2 separate regions of the Homo sapiens genome follow, and region 2 is linked to region 1. A link is an interaction called in ENCODE POLR2A ChIA-PET data of the cell type or tissue named here. Cell type or tissue: endothelial cell of umbilical vein. All regions are shown on one strand. Each heading gives the region's core, and the rest is flanking DNA. Links, peaks and the distances in the headings are about the cores only.

Region 1 (8,060 bases), core at 1,148-6,147:
AGGCCAATGCCGGCACCTCCCTGCTTTTCTGCATGGTTTGAGAATTGACCCAGCAGTTCAGTCCAGTTTTGTGTAAGGAAAGCTCACAGTGGCCGGGTGAGGAAGCCAGGGGCTGAATACTGAAGCCACACAAAGCGTGGACTCAGCCCCTCCGCGGGAGACAAAAAAGATGGATGTGGACGATGAGAGATGCCCTTGACATCGTTCTGTGAGTAGTTAGCGCTTTAGGGGCAGCAAAGCCCTCAGCTCTGCAGAGCTGCAGAGCTGCAGAGGGGAGGCGGATCCCAGCGATTCTGAGAAAGCCTGGCTTCAGGAGGAAGTGTGAGAGAGCAGAGACTTGAGTGGACCAGGGAGTGCAGAGGATGGGAAAGGAGGCGGCTCCAGGGGAAGCACGGGACCAGGTGGTGCATGCGGGGCGAAGGGAGGGTAGTGTCCCATGTGTCCGTGTCCTGGCCAGGCGTGGCTCACTGTGTACCGTGACCTCAGTGCCGGCGGTGGCTCACTCTGTGTGTCAGCTTTGTGTGTATCTTCCTTTTTGAGCTACTATTGAGCCTGGATCCTCCAGCCCCTTTGCATTCTTGGTCCGGGCCCTGACTGCCAAGCTGCTGTTCCTGTTCTAATATGTGCTTGGTTTTCCTGATGAAACTCCCCATCCCAAGCAGACACGCATGGGAAACCAGCCCTGCTCAGGGCTCATGGCCCTGAAGACGGCCGTGAAGACGATGTATTACAACCCTGGGCCCCATCACAAATTAGATGAGCTACCTTAAGGGTCCTTTATCCGCTGTGGCCTCTGTGCTCTGAGGTAAAAATAGCAGAGTTTGATTGAGGGCTACTCGAGATGGCTTAGCTCCGGAGAGTGATGAATGCTTCATTGTTGCCCCCAAATGGGCAATTTTCTCTGACTTCAAACAAAATGTAGGAAGGTAAAGGTAAGTTAGCAGACAAAGGAAGCACCTCCAAAAGCTGCCCTAAGACACAGAAGCCCGGTGCTGGACCCGCAGGCTTTCTGGGACAGTAGGACCCTGAGGGCTCTGAAACCTAGTGGCCTCATGGTTCTGCAGGGGCCCGTGCTCCACCTGCGCCATCCCTTCCCCGCTCCGCCTGCTATCCCTTCCCCCTACACTCCTATCTATCACCCATACAGCCCATTTTCCTTCCTGTAATACCTGCCACACCCAGGTTCACCCAAGCTGTCTTTCCCGGGAGTCCTAGAGTGAGCCTTGGGGAGAAGGGCCCCACACGTGTTGCTGAGCCCCACGCACCCCGGGGGGAGACACGACCCCCGCGGACTCACTTCCCATCCTCATGACCTTCCAGGATCTCTGCCTGGTTCTTTGTACAATCACGGAGGAGACAGCTGAAATGTTCCCTTCGGGGCATTTATAAACCGAGGTCGCTTCCTGTTTTCAGGAGGAAATGCTCCTGGAGCTGGGGAGGGCTGTGCTGCCGGGCGGGCGAGGCTCCCATCCTCTGAGTCACCCGCCCCGCTGTCTCCCCTGGGGACCACACGCCGTGCAAATCCGCCATCCATCCATTACCGTCCATTATCAGATGGAAGGCTTCCAGCCCCTAGTGAGAAGCAGGAGAGCACTAATGTCCACATGGGTACAAAGTTATTGACCATGAACTGAGGAAAGGTATTTTTTTTCCTCCTTTCCCCTGTGATTGGAATTACTAATTAGATCAACATGAAATTAAAATGATTCCAAGGCTGAAACACCTGGGGAAGAATCTCTTGAAGTCCGTTTTTTCATCACTGGGCTGAGACTAAATGATGCTGTCAACATGCCAGATTATTTCAAATTAGCTAAATTAATTAATCTAACTCAGTCTTTGGCTATATTAATCATCTGTTTTAGGTTTTTATGGGAGAAAGAATATGTGACTGTTTCAGCATAGTGCATATAGATGAACTTCATAGGCAGGTGGCTTTTCTTCTGCTCAAAGCTGGTATTTTGAAATCTAGGCAGTAATAGGGTTCCCTCAAATACACTCAGTAAATTTCACAGTTTCTTATTTTATTTTGTTTGCGTTTGAAAAGATCTACCTTTCTGCTGTTAAGACTGTAAGAAGTGAGTGTTATTTTTTCCTTGAGCACTGAAAGGTGTTGAAAAGACGAGCTCATATGCAGCCCATTTTTAGGATGATTCTCTTTTAAATGCCAGAAATCCAGAAGTATCTACCTAAGAAGAGAGAGCTGTTGAAGTTCTTTATGGACTACAGTAATCCAAAACTCTCCAGAAATGTCCAAAGCTGAGTCGTTGGTGAGGAAGCAATGTGAATCACCTATATGTGATGGAGGTGAATATATATTATATATATATTCACAATGGAGTCCACCTACCAACGCCTCTGAGTCCAAGACCAGGGGCTCTTCCTGCACAGTTAGTGACGATGCACACTGAACTTGCGTTCTCAATGTATTCCTCACAATTTGTCAGGAAATGCTTTGCGTGGAAAAATAATGATGGTGGAGAGACCAGGCACCGTGGTAGGACATGCAGCCTGTGTGAAGTAGGGCCCATTATTTTCACCATCCTACAGATAAGAAAATCAAGGCGAGGTGTCCCAGTTCACAGTCATCTCATCATGATGGAGCAGTGGGGTGCTCGCAGGGAAACATGTTGCTGCCCCTGAATGCTGAATTTCTATGACACCGGGTAAAGGGGAGGGGCCTGCAGAGGGGCAAAAGCAGGTGGAGTGCAGCTGCGTCTTGTCCTCACTCCTGGGCTCCTGGCAGGGTCTGAGCTGGGCACTAAGTACAGTCGTGGAAAATGGCCTGGACTCTGAGCCAGGAGCTCTGACCTCTTCCCTGGCCTGGCTACCATCTTGAGACAATATCTCTGGGCCTCTGTTTTCTCAGAATGAGTGATGTAGACTCCGCCACCCTCAAACCCCTGGATGCCAGGCGTGCAGTTTTCTGGAGCAAGTAGAAGAGTTACTTTTTTTTTTTTTTTTTGCAATCGCTTTTCCCAGCCATCCTGGTTCATAGGACACTGGCAATGAAAGCCATTATTACCATTCCTGCTAGTGATGCTAATGAGAATAATTTGAATTCATTTGACACGTTTCCTGGAAGGGGCCCAGATTTTATGATTATTGCTCATCTCTGCACTTTGAGATTCTGGCTGAGTCCCAGAGAAGTGGAAAAATACTGTGAGAAAGGTTGAACTTGTGGTATTTCTGGGTTGACTGGATACAGGAAGTACAGCAATCTTAGGGAAAAACATGTTTACATATTTCTCTGGATATGTATCTATATATCCTTTTTAGGGTTGGGAGGGTTGATGTTTACCGAAAGGTTTGAACTTCAGCCTCAAATAGCTGATCCCTGACCCACATTAGGTTTTGCAAAATTGGTTCAGCTGCCCCCCAGGCAGTTCCTGTAACGTTTTGGGAGGCAGAGAAGGAAAGGTGGCCTGCACTTCAGTCCCCAGGGGCCATGAAGAAGGCATTTCTGGGAGGCAATGGGCTAGAACAGGGACTTTGCAAAGTCCTGTGGAGAAGTAATGCTTACATGTTTGCCACTGCTTGTCAATATTTGTCTGGGCAATGACTAGACAATGAAATGCACAAATATTATGAAGTATTTGGGGATTTTGTTTAAATTATTTCAGGGAGAGAAGGTATCTTTTCAGGACATTGGCAGATGGGATTTAGAATGGTCCCAGATGGAATTATCCCAACTAAGGTGCCTCTCCCAATCCTCAACCTCAATTTTCTTTTAATTAGTGACCGCCATTTTTTTCTGTTATATCCAGCTCAAAACTTTTTGGTTATTCTGATATTTATCCTGACCTCAGCATGTGCCTGACTTTCTGTGCCATGTTATCTTGTACTTAATTCAGGCCTGCTTCATGTACATTTTTTTGACAAAAGAATTGATTGCAAGCATGGACTTAGCGTTAAGTTCCTGCTTTCTAATAAAAGCCTCCCTTTGTAACCCAGGTCAAGCATTTCAGAGATGCGCACAAAATCAACACTTCCTATAGCGATTATGTGCGCATTATCTTTTGGTGGAATAATGCTTTCACTGGAATAATAACGTTATCTTTTTTAAAGTATGTTAAAAAGTTGAAAACGTTAGGAATCTAGGTTCTCCCTTTAGACTGCACAGCTGATGCTGAGATTGGAAGTAATATGAGAGACATAAATAGGGCCTCAATATGCCTTTGTTTAAAGATATTAGGATCATTTTGGCCACCTACAGCAGTCACAAAAAAATCACAGGACATCTGTGAAGCATCCCTACAGTTGGCTCACACTTCACAGCCAAGCACACATTTTTATTAGATGACTTTGCTTTATTCCATCTATTTTAACAGCTGTACGCTCCATGGCTTCATAAATCTTATTCCTGTGAAACACACAGATTTTACCAGCTAGTGTACTCATGACCAAGACTTTTACCTTGAAGCAATCTTCTTTTACATGACAATGGATTTAAATGCTAGGCTGGCTTCTGTAATGTATGCACTAATGCACACACTACATACACTGACACACACACAAACACGTATGGACAATTTTGACCACTAATGTTATGGGTAAAATTGGCTCTCCACTAAAATTCATGTGTTGACATCCTAGTCTCCAGTCCCTGAATGTGACCTTATTTGAGATAGGGTCATTATGGAGGTAATCCATTTAAAATGCGGTCATTAACGTGGGTCGTAACTCCCTATGGCTGGTGTCCTTATAAAAAGAAAAAGTTTGGGCACAGAGACATCTACAGAGGGAAAACGATGTGAAAAGACACAGGGAGAAGACAGCCATCTACAAGCCACAGGAGAGGCCTGGAACAGATTCCTCCTCACAGCTGGGAAGGAGCCGACTCTGCCAGCACCTTGGTCTCTGCCTTCCAGGCTCCAGAGTTTTGAGAAAATAAATTGCTGCTGCTTAAGCCTCCCAGTCTGTGGTACTTTGTTCTAGAAGCCTGAGCCAACTCACAACTAGTGGCACAAAGCTGCCAGCCGGTGGATAATGCCTTTCAGCAGCTGCAGAGGCGGAGGTGGGGACGGTCAGTGCCAGGGTCCCTCACCCCAGCAGCTGGGTGTGACCTGCCTCTGGTGTTGGACACACAGGATTTGGACTCGGGGCAGCTATGGCGTCAGCAGAGTCTCTGTAGACCTGCCTGTGGGATGAGGTTGGCTGTGCCTCCAGATTCATCTCTGTTTGTCTTTACCCATTTTATTTTTTTTTTTTATTTTTGAGATGAAGTGTCACTCTGTTGCCCAGGCTAGAGTGCAGTGGCATGATCTCAGCTCACTGCAACCTCCGTCTCCCAAGTTCAAGTGATTCTCCTGCCTCAGCCTCCCAAGCAGTTGGGATTACAGGCATGCGCTACCATGTCTGGCTAATTTTTATATTTTTAGTAGAGGGGCCGTTTCACCATGTTGGCCAGGTTGCTCTCGAACTCCTGACCTCAGGTGATCTGCCCACCTCGGCCTCCCAAAGTGCTGGGATTACAGGTGTGAGCCACCGTGCCTGGCCTGACTTTACCCATTTTCTAAGCCAAGCAATGGCTCTTCACAGATATATTTTCTTCTTAGATCATTCAAAGTTACTGTGGGTTGCAACTGACAATCTTGACTGATACAGAAATTGGTACCAAGATTTGTTGTAGCCAGGAGGCTCTGGAAATTTGAGATGATTCTAAGAATTTTCTTAGGCTTAGGTACCTAAATTGAAGGAACAACAAAGAACCATAAAAAATAAATTTCAGTCGCCAGGAAGTTCTTCATATTGAAGCCGTCCTCACAGAGTTAACAAGAATTCTGGACAGAAATGTAGTTATAGTTAAGCATTAATCACGCTGCACTGTGGCCCAATTTCTTATAAACAGAAGTCACTGAGCACTAGATACTGACCATTCACATTCTTATAGATAGGAGTCCTTTAAATAGGATTTCTGTAAGGCTTTTGTTTAAGAATTGCTTCAGATGTTTTTCAGATCTCAAATTCCAGAAAAATAGCTGAGTCCACCAATTTGAAGACCCCAAAGAGTAATGGAATCAGTCTGAGAATACAGCTTCTTCCTCTCCCTGTCTCATAATGTCACCCTGCACTCTTCAACCAATGGTCTCCACACCTCAGCCCACTCCAAAACCGTTAAAAACCCTAACCTCAGCTGGGCTCAGTGGCTCACACCTGTAATCCCAGCACTTTGGGAGGCTGAGGCGGGTGGATCACCTGAGGTCAGGAGTTCGAGAGCAGCTTGGCCAACATGGTGAAACCCTGTCTCTACTGAAAATATAAAAATTAGCAAGACATGGTGGCGGGCATCTGTAATCCCAGCTATTTGGTAAGTTGAGGCATGAGAATCCCTTGAGCCAGGGAGGCAGAGGTTGCATTGAGCCGAGATCGTGTCACTGCACTCCAGCCTGGACGATAGAGACTCTGTCTTAAACAAACAAACAAACAAAGAAACAGGAAAACCTAACTCCAAACCCCTCTGGGAGACAGATTTTAGGTTCCTCCTGTCTCCTTGTCTGCGTCCCTGAGACAAAACCTCTTTCTTTGCTGCAAGTTGGTGTCTTGGCATATGGACTTGCTGTGCAGTACGTGTTGGGCTTGCAATGAGCCTATTACTGTTACGATAAGATACGGGAGAATAGTGAGATGCAGTGCTGTGCTGTGCAGTGGACACCAGCCGCTGTGAGTTTCACCCTGATGCTGAAGGGAGGGGGCGGGCAGATGAGCTGCCATCATTTTTCTTCTGCTTGGCAGGTATTCACAGGACTTGACTTGGATTTCAACGTCTCTTCTGGTTCTTACTTTTTTGTTCTGTTTTTATCTGGGATTTGTTAGGAGGAAGACAGTGAAGTCTAAACAGCTGACAGAAATAATTTTTAAGGCTCAGTTGCCTGGAACGGAAAACCAAGTATTAAAGAAGGCATTGAGCTGAGTGAGGTCTCTAGGATTAGACAAAACCCTAAATGGTAAAATAGGAGGGAGTGAGGAGGTGATGGTGTTTTCCTGTTTCCTCCTTAATTTACAGGAAAAGGAAGAAGGAATAAACCAGTATGTTCCGCAGTTTCAAAATACAGTCATTTAGCTCTGAAATGCTAAATCTGAAATGAAGCTCAAAGCTGGAAGCTTCCATCATAAGAAGGGTATAAAATTGTCTACCTAAACATTTCAGGAAAATCAAGATTTTTTTTAACGTTGAGATATGGAAAAAAGGTTCCACAGAGTGTATAGGTTGGTATTTGTATTTTAAAAGATTATTTTAAGGTTTTGTGTCTTAAATGAGTTGTGCAAAGTCTAGTAATTAGAGCTTGAAGATATTCATGGTCTTCTTGTCTCTAGCCTTGGCATCAAATAATCTAGCAGCCATATTCCAATCAAAGTGGCTTTTCTCAATCACATATCTGCTTCTGGATATCACTTAATGTGACCCAGCCTCCCACTAGCTCTCGACACCCAAAGTCCTCCTGCCTTCACCCATCTGTCTTGAGCTCCCTTCTGCACATGCCATCAGCCTGCCCAATGCACAGGATGTGGAAACCAGTGAACCTGGCTTTCTCATCCTTCCTGTGCCTCCCAGCTGTGCAAATTGGGTCAAGTTAACTTCTCTCTACTTAGTCTTCTTTGTACAAGATGCAGATAACCATACTGTCTAATAAGATTGATGGGAGAGGAAGTAAAAGCAAAAATATGTAGTCCACCTGCAAAATGCCTGACTAAGAGCAGATGTGCCTTTTCCTGTTCCCACTCCGCACCCATGAACATCCCACCATTACTTGTAAGTAGGCCGAGTAAAGGGAGGTTTAATAGAGGTAGACCTGGTGGAAGTAGGTCTAGTAGAGGTAGTCCTGGTAGAGGTAGGTCTGGTAAAGATAGGCCTGGTAGAGGTAGGTCTAGTAGAGTTAGATCTGGTGGAGATAGGACTAGTAGAGGTGGATCAAGTAGATGTGGATCTAGTAGAGGTGGATCTAGTGGAGGTGGATCTAGGGGAGGTGGATCTCGTGCGGGTGGATCTAGTGGAGGTGGATCTAGCGGAGGTGTATCTAGTGGGAGTGTGCCTCATGGAGGTGGATCTTGTGGAGGTGTAT
Region 2 (8,060 bases), core at 1,691-6,690, 1.4 Mb after region 1:
GTGAGTGTGTCTATGTGGGTGTATGTATGTGTGTCTATTTGTGTTTATTTGTGTCTCTGTGTATGTGTATGCATATTACATATGTGTATGCACGTGTGTGTATACAGTATATGTGTGTGTGTCTGTGTACTTGTGTCTGTGTATTTGTGTGTCTGTGAGTACATCTTTGTGTGTATGTCTATGTGCCCATGTCTGTGTATTTGTATGTATGTATGTGTGTATTTACATATGTGTATGTTTGTATATGTATGCATATGTGTATATGTGTGTGTATGTATATACAGTATATTAAGTGTTTGAATGTATGTATCATATTTATCAAATTCCACGTTGTATTAATTGTTCTCACACTGCTATAAATGACTACCTGACACTGGGTCATTTATGAAGAAAAGAGGTTTAATTGACTCACAGTTCTGCATGGGTGGGGAGGCCTCAGGAAACTTACAACCTTGGCAGAAGGCAAAGGGGAAGCCAGCACATCTTAACATGGCCGATCAGGAGAGAGAGAGAGGGAAGCGGGTACTGTCACACACTTTTAAACCATCAGATCTCATGAGAACTCACTATCACGAGAACAGCAAGGGGGAATCTGCCCCCATGATGCAATCACCTTCCACCTGGTCCCTCCCCCAACACTGGGAATTACAAGTCAACATGAGATTTGGGTGGGGACATAAAGCCAAACCATATCACACGTCTTGCTTTTTCACTGAATGTGGGACCTTGGACACTTTCCCTATCAGCATGTGTGGCTGCACCACATGGATTTCAGTAGTGGCAGAATATTCCCTTCTATAGATTCCACAATTCATCCAATCAGTCTTTATTCTTCCAATTTAAGGCAAAACAAATTCCAATGTAAAAGCTTAAGGCCAGGCGCAGTGGCTTACACCTGTAATCCCAACACTTCGGGAGGCCAAGGTGGGCGGATCACGAGGTCAGGAGATCGAGACCATCCTGGCTAACATGGTGAAACTCCATCTCTACTAAAAATACAAAAAATTAGCTGGGCGTGGTGGCAGGCGCCTGTAGTCCCGGCTACTGGGGAGGCTGAGGCAGGAGAAAGGCGTGAACCCGGCAAGCAGAGCTTGCAGTGAGCCAAGATTGTGCCACTGCACTCCAGCCTGGGCGACAGAGCAAGAGTCCGTCTCAAACAAAACAAAACAAAACAAAAAAACAACTTAAATTAATATTAAAAATAGTTGTTGTTTCCTTCCAGTGGACTTAATTCCAACCAGGCTGGTGAAGAAGCCAGTTGGATAGCCAGTCCCTGCTGAAGGTGGATGGCCCCTGCTCTTGTCTCCCGGTTATCAGGCTCTCGCTGCTTTTGGGCCAGAGGAACAGGGCGTCCTCCTTGAGGCTGCGAGTCGTCCCTCTGAGTGCCTCTCACCAAGGGATGAAGCAGCAGCCATTTGGCCAGAGAGCAGTCACTCACCCATCCTTGGGTCCAGGAGAGGCATTGCAGGCTTTACCCTCAGATCTTTCTTTCCAAAGCTCCTTCTCTTCACCCTGTATCCAGGGCACTTGGCCTGAAGAGCCTTTGTCTTCTGGAAGCTTCTGCTGCCTTCCCTGCCCAGATCCCTCAGACAAGGAGCTGTAAGGCCCAACTCCAGGAGGAAATAAAGGAAGAGGGAAGAAGGAGAAGCAGAGAGAGGAGAGATGCATAAATTAATACCTCCAGAAGCAGCCTTGCTACAGACACATCATTTGTTCCTATTTTTTTCTCTGTGTCACACAGTGCTATAATGCAGAGGAACTGCTGCTTCGAAGGGTACGTGCCTGCACAGTCTGAGATTGGCAAGTTGCTATCCCCTGTGTGTCCCCATCGAGGGGGACAAGACCCTTTCCTTCCACATTCTCATGTGTACACGACGGGGCTTTAACATTTACTCATATATATACCATCTTCTTGTCATCTAGAGTTTCAATTCTTTCATTATAAAGAATGTGGTAATTGTTCATTTGTTTACATCTTTATCATTTATATTATTCTCCTAAATTCTTGCCCAAGACATTTGAAGCACCCTAAAACAAGAAGGCATATCTGGGTAGTTCAAACTAAGATTTTATGAAAAGATGCAAATCATTTACAGAAAGGACAAATATATTCTAGACATCTGAGATTGAATTGTTGTAAATTTGACTATGAGCTATAAAAGCTGACATATAATATCAACAATATTATTATCTAATATTATCTAATATTAGATATCATCCCATAAATGAATGCTTTCATATTATTCTAAACAAAAAATTTAGAATAAAAACCTACAGGAAATTATCTTATAGTTCTAAAATATGGGCTACCTTTCCAACTTAAAAAAAAAAAGCACAGTGGTAGTAAAGAGAAGTAGAGAGGAAATGGGGAGTTTTCCATACTGAAGAATATCTGCAATGAAGACCTGGGTACATTTTTTTAAATTACAAAACTAAAAAAATAAAGGCATCTAATATATAATTCAGTGTGGGAAAATAAAAACAAATTGCTAGTTTAACTTACCAATACTGTGAGCAATTTAAAATTGTTAGATTCCACCAAATAATTGTTAAATGAGATAAGCCAGGTAAATGTCCTAGCACAATACCTGAAGTACGGTATTCTCAATAAATTTCAGTTATTGTCATTTCAGTAGTTACAATTATTTTCAAAAGTTGTTTAATCTTTTTTTCTTTCAATCCATGTTAATTCTAACTGACTCAGCTTAAAAGGAAACTACTTCAAGATTGAATTTGAACTAGAAATGGGATCCCCTTGTAGTGATGTTTGAGAGAGCAGGGATTACTCTCCTTAAGGCTTCTATTTAACTAAAATTTTATTGGAACTGGATAACATGTGGAGGTCGGTCATAATCAATCACTGATAGACATAAATCTGCAAAGAATTCACTTGAGGGGGAGATGAGTGTCTTCCACCCCATTCAAGGTTGCCATTTTCCACAAAGTTCAGGCAGTGGAGTGAAATGCCACAATAATACTCTATTAAATCAACACATTGGTAATGTGATGGCAACACCTGTAGCCATTTCAGATACAGGCAGAAGCTCGCAGTTATTAAAGCCACATGGAGAGGGTACAGCAGGAAATGAAGAAAGAGGGAAGAAGGAGAAGCAGAGAGAGGAGAGATGCATAATTTAATACCTCCAGAAGCAACCTTGCTACAGACCATCGTCTGTTTCTATTTTTTTTCTCTGTGTCACACAGTGCTATAATGCAGAGGAACCACTGCTTTGAAGGGTATATGCCTGCACAGTCTGAGATTGACAAGTCGCTGTCCCCCGTGTGTCCCCATCGATGAGAACCACATTTATGGTTCTTGTGGTTGCTTGGACAGTCTTTATTTTCATCATGAGACAAAGATAAGGCAGACATTTCTGGTGAAAGTCTAACAGTTAAGTTGTGGTAAAAGATAGGATAGTTGGCGTTGGGCAACTTCAGTGAAAAAGAGCTCCTTATAATATCATAATCTTGTCCTCAGAAACTCGTGGACTATTATTTGTGGCTGCCTTTTCATCCTTTACTTTAGCAACTTACCGGTTGCTTTCTGTGTATGTGGGGCCAGTTTATGTGAGATTTGAAGAAGGGATTTTCCTTTATTGGGAATGTCTAATGAGCACTTACAAGCAGAATTTCCTCCCGATTTTTTTCCTCTGCACTCTGAATACTGGAAAGTGTTTTGAGGGCCTTCTGACAGTACACCACAGTGATTTTTTTTTCTGTCGTAATCCATTTATGACTAAAAAACATGATGCTTTTTGTTTTTGAGATAGAGTCTCGCTCTGTCACCCAGGGCAGAGTGCAGTGGCACAGTCTTGGCTCACTGCAACCTCTGCCTCCCAGGTTCAAGCGATTCTCCTGCCTCAGCCTCCTGAGTAGCTGAGATTACAGGCATGCGCCACCACGCCTGGCTAATTTTTGTATTTTTAGTAGAGACAAGGTTTCACCATGTTGGTTAGGCTGGTCTCGAACTCCTGACCTTGTGATCCACCCGCCTCAGCCTTCCAAAGTGCTGGGATTACAGGCATGAGCCAACGCATCTGGCCACATGATGCTTTTTTTTTGGTTGCTCACATGACAAGCTATTATTTTTGTGTCACTTTAAACAGAACTTAAGGTATAGACTTCATGCATTCCTTCTTGAGCCCTCTTCCATTACAGCAGTTAAATTTTGTCCAGATTCTGTAAACTAGTATTGCTGCCTGAGTGGCCGTGGTATTTCCTTTGAGCTGAACTTGGCCATTTTAGCTTCTTATTAGACAAAACAGTATACTTGGAGTCCTGGTGAATAACCAGACAAATGGAATTTCTTGTCCACAAAGCTCTAGCACAGTGGTTCGGCGCAGAGGCCCATGCTTCCCTACTTGATCTTGTCGTCACTGGCTCAGCCAAATGCTATTTCTCAAAGTTCATAAATCTCACATCCTCTTTGTGGAGTCTTTCCCCTTTTTGTACATGTATAATCCCCGGCCTCTAAGTAGTCTATTCACTTCTAAAGCTGTTGACTTGGCAAGATAACAACTGCATCATTCACACAAGCAAATCTGCTCTTGGAGGACAAAAAGAGGTTTATTTTGGCTTAGATGACTCCGATTGGCCATCTCCATTGAAACCTTGGCAGAAGATAGGTCCCTTGGCTACTGGGGAGAAAAGTCAAGTAAACCTTTAGTGCCAGGAATGGTGTTTGTAAAGATTCGGCATGAAGTGGTACATTTCGTCCTTGGGCTTCTTACTGGCTTCAACCCAAACAGAATCACTTAGTGCTGTTCCCCGGGTTAATGATGTTATTAGAACAATTGACTCAAAGCAAGAACTGAAAGGCTGAGTGCTTTGTTGTGAGGTGTGCAAAAATTCAAGTCTATCAAAACAGGCTTAGCAGAGCTGCCACCAGCAGGACAGCGTTTAGCTTTTGTTTGCTGCTTCTTTGATTCTTCATGGGCAGCTGGCATTTCTGTTGCTGGTTTCTACTCTCTCATCCCTAGTGGACCCTACGTTTTCTCCCCTGAGTGTGCTTATCTGTCCAGCTGCAAAAAAAAAAAACAAAAGGTGTGCTGTTGTTTCTGCACTTCTCCCTGTCCTCATCTCTCAACATCATATGTGTGCAGAGAAATCACACTTGTTGCTCTGTTGTCTCAAAAGGTCTAGCCCTGAGTTTGCTGAGGTGATGATGAAGGTTGTGTGAAGCTGTGTCAAACACTGAGAAACATACACACAGGCTGTAGCAGATGTGTGTTATTCCCTCAATGCATGCACCAGTGATGGGGATTTAGAATGAGCCACTGTGCAAAGATGCCCCAGAGAGACTATTCCCTATACATTATTATTCAGTGTAAGATACCCAATAAAGCAACTAGATAAAGAAATGCCTATATCTAAACCTAAAATATTCACTCACTCCCAGCGTTAACTTCCCTCATCCTTAAGAACAGGCTATCCATGGAGCTACCAAAATGCACTTTTAAAAAGTGTGTTCATGCTGCACTTCATATTCATGCTCCCTTTTCCCTTGACAATGTGTTATATGTTGAGAATCTTTAAATAAAACTGCTCAACCACCAAAAAATTATTTCTCCCCATTTCTATTCATCAGTACTTCTTATCTTGAAGGCTGATTTCAATAATCATTTATCCCTCACAACTTCATACAATTTCTTCCTTTTAGAGTCCCACTGAATATCATTTATATTTATCCCACGCTATTTTTTTATTCTAGTTTATATTATTACTTGTGAACTTTCCTAATCTCGTCTCCCAAACACACAAACCCTTTAGCTACTTCCATGGGAGGCTATCTTATCTATTACTCTCCACACCCCCAGCCACGGGATATGCAGGAGACACTAATGGATCTAGTATATCACACAGGAAGCAGATCACCAGGACGACAATTACAATCAGCAAATCCCAGTATCCACTAAAGACAGTGACAAGGGTAAAAAGACAATAGCTGAGAGCGAGGTAATAAGTGTTCATGAAGAATTTCTTAAGCCTCAGCATCTTAGCAGCTATAGCAGAATGCCATAACAAAGACAAAAGTATTTTGAGTGTGAAGTTATACCATGACATACAAATGCATCTGTCAATGAGGCCGTTAGAAATCTTCCAGACCAAAGGTCCCAAACACCCACCATAACCTTCTGATTCAATAGGGCACATATGGGGAAACTGTACTGTTAAAAAGCACTTCTACCAAGAAAAGGCAAAAAATGTCCCCTCACCACTCCTTCTCAACACTGTACTGGACATCCTAACTAATATAATAAGACAAAAAAGGAACTAAAAGGTATACAGGCTGGGTGCAGTGGCTCACGCCTGTAATCCCAGCACTTTGGGAGGCCAAGGAGGGTGGATCATGAGGTCAGGAGTTTGAGACCACCCTGACCAACAAGATGAAACCCCATCTCTACTAAAAACATAAAAATTAGCCAGGCATAGTGATGCATGCCTGTAATCCCAGCTACTCATGAGGCTGAGGCAGGAGAATCGCTAGAACCCAGGAGGCAGAGGTTGCTGTGAGCCGAGATCCCGCCACTGCACTCCAGCCTGGGTGACAGAGTGAGACTCTGTCTAAAAAAAAAAAAAAAAAAAAAAAAAAAGATATACAGTTTGGGAAGAAAAAAATTAAACTGTCTTTGTTCACAGGTGACATTATTTGCTATCTTAATTTAATTTCCAAAGAATTGATGAAAAGCTTCTGAAACTACTAAGCAATTATAGCAAGGTTGCAGAAGACAAGATTAATATACAAAAATCAACTATTTTCCTATATACCAGAATTCAACAAGTGGTATTTGAAATTAAAAGCACAGTACCATTTACATTAGCACCCCCGAAAATGAAATACTTATGTATAAATCTAACAAAATACATATGAGTCCTATATAGGAAAACTACAAAACTCTGATGAAAGATGTAAAAATAAATAAATAAATCGAGTGATATTCCATGTTCATGAATACAAGGACTCAATATTGTCAAGACATCAGCTCTCCCCAAACTGATCTAAACATTCAGTGTAATCTCATCAAAATCTTACTAAATTATTTTGTGGATAAACTGAATCCATAGTTCATATGAAGAAGCAAAAGACACAGAATAGATAACTCAATATTGAAGGAAAAGAACAAAGTTAGAGGACTCACACTACCTGACCTCAAGACTTACAATAAATCTACTGCAGTAATCAAGACAGTGTGGTATTTATGAAACAGGCAAATGGATCAATGGAACAAAATAGCACAGAAATAGATCACCACAAATATAATAAGCTGATGTTTGACAAAGGAGCAAAGGCAATACACTGGAGAACTTTCAGTCTTTTCAACAAATGATGTTGGACATCCACATGCAAAAAAATAAATCCAGACACAGATCTCACACTCTTCATTAAAATTAACTCAAAGTGGATCGAAGGCCTAAATGTAAAACACAACACTATGAAACTTCTAGAAAATAAGAGAAAATCTAGATGATCTTGGGTTTAGTGATTTTTTTTATTTTTATTTTTTATATTGATTACTGTGTTCCAGGATATTCTAATTTACTAATTTTTATTTTAATTTTTTTCTGTCTAGTCTCTGATTTTTTAATTTTAATTTTTATTTCAATTGTTTTGGGGCGACAAGTAGTGTTTGGTTGCATGGAAAAGTTATTTAGTGGTGATTTCTGATATTCTGGTGCACCCATCACCAGAGTAGTGTACATTGTGCCCAATGTGTAGTCTTTTATCTCTCACTCCCCTCCCAGCCTTCCCCCTGAGTCCCCGAAGTCCATTATATAATTCTTATGTCTTTGCAATGACTTTTAAAATACAACATCAAAGGGATGAGCCATGAAAGAAATAATTGATAAGCTCACTTCGTTAAAATAAAAATTTTTTTATTTTGCTAAAGACAATGTCAAGGAAATGAAAAGACAAGTTACAGACAGACTGGGAGAAAATATTTACAAAGACACATCTAATAAAGGACTCTTATCCAAAATACACAAAGAACTCTTAAAATCCAACAATAAGAAAATGAATGACCCAAATAAAAAATGGGCAAAAGACCTGAAAACACACC

Evidence for each region. Peaks named below come from ENCODE experiments on the same cell type or tissue, not always from the same donor. Only the 100,000 strongest peaks of a DNase experiment are listed, where the experiment ranks them.
Region 2: POLR2A ChIA-PET joins it to region 1 with 6 read pairs; 2 of 35 experiments call an interaction of 5 or more read pairs at or near these places.

Annotation. Positions count from the first base shown.
Region 1 is chr10:3,423,206-3,431,265 of GRCh38, forward strand. The region is part of intron 1 of LOC105376360 (a long non-coding RNA gene); the gene reads left to right. Among named protein-coding and RNA genes, the nearest start is that of LINC02669, 76 kb to the right of the region's middle. In endothelial cell of umbilical vein, for the core only: no CTCF peak of the experiment used is centred there; DNase peaks (open chromatin) are centred at 1,456 and 3,156; H3K27ac peaks cover 2,433 bases.
Region 2 is chr10:4,816,565-4,824,624 of GRCh38, forward strand. No RefSeq gene overlaps it. Among named protein-coding and RNA genes, the nearest start is that of AKR1E2, 5.6 kb to the right of the region's middle. In endothelial cell of umbilical vein, for the core only: no CTCF peak of the experiment used is centred there; no DNase peak of the experiment used is centred there; H3K27me3 peaks cover 142 bases.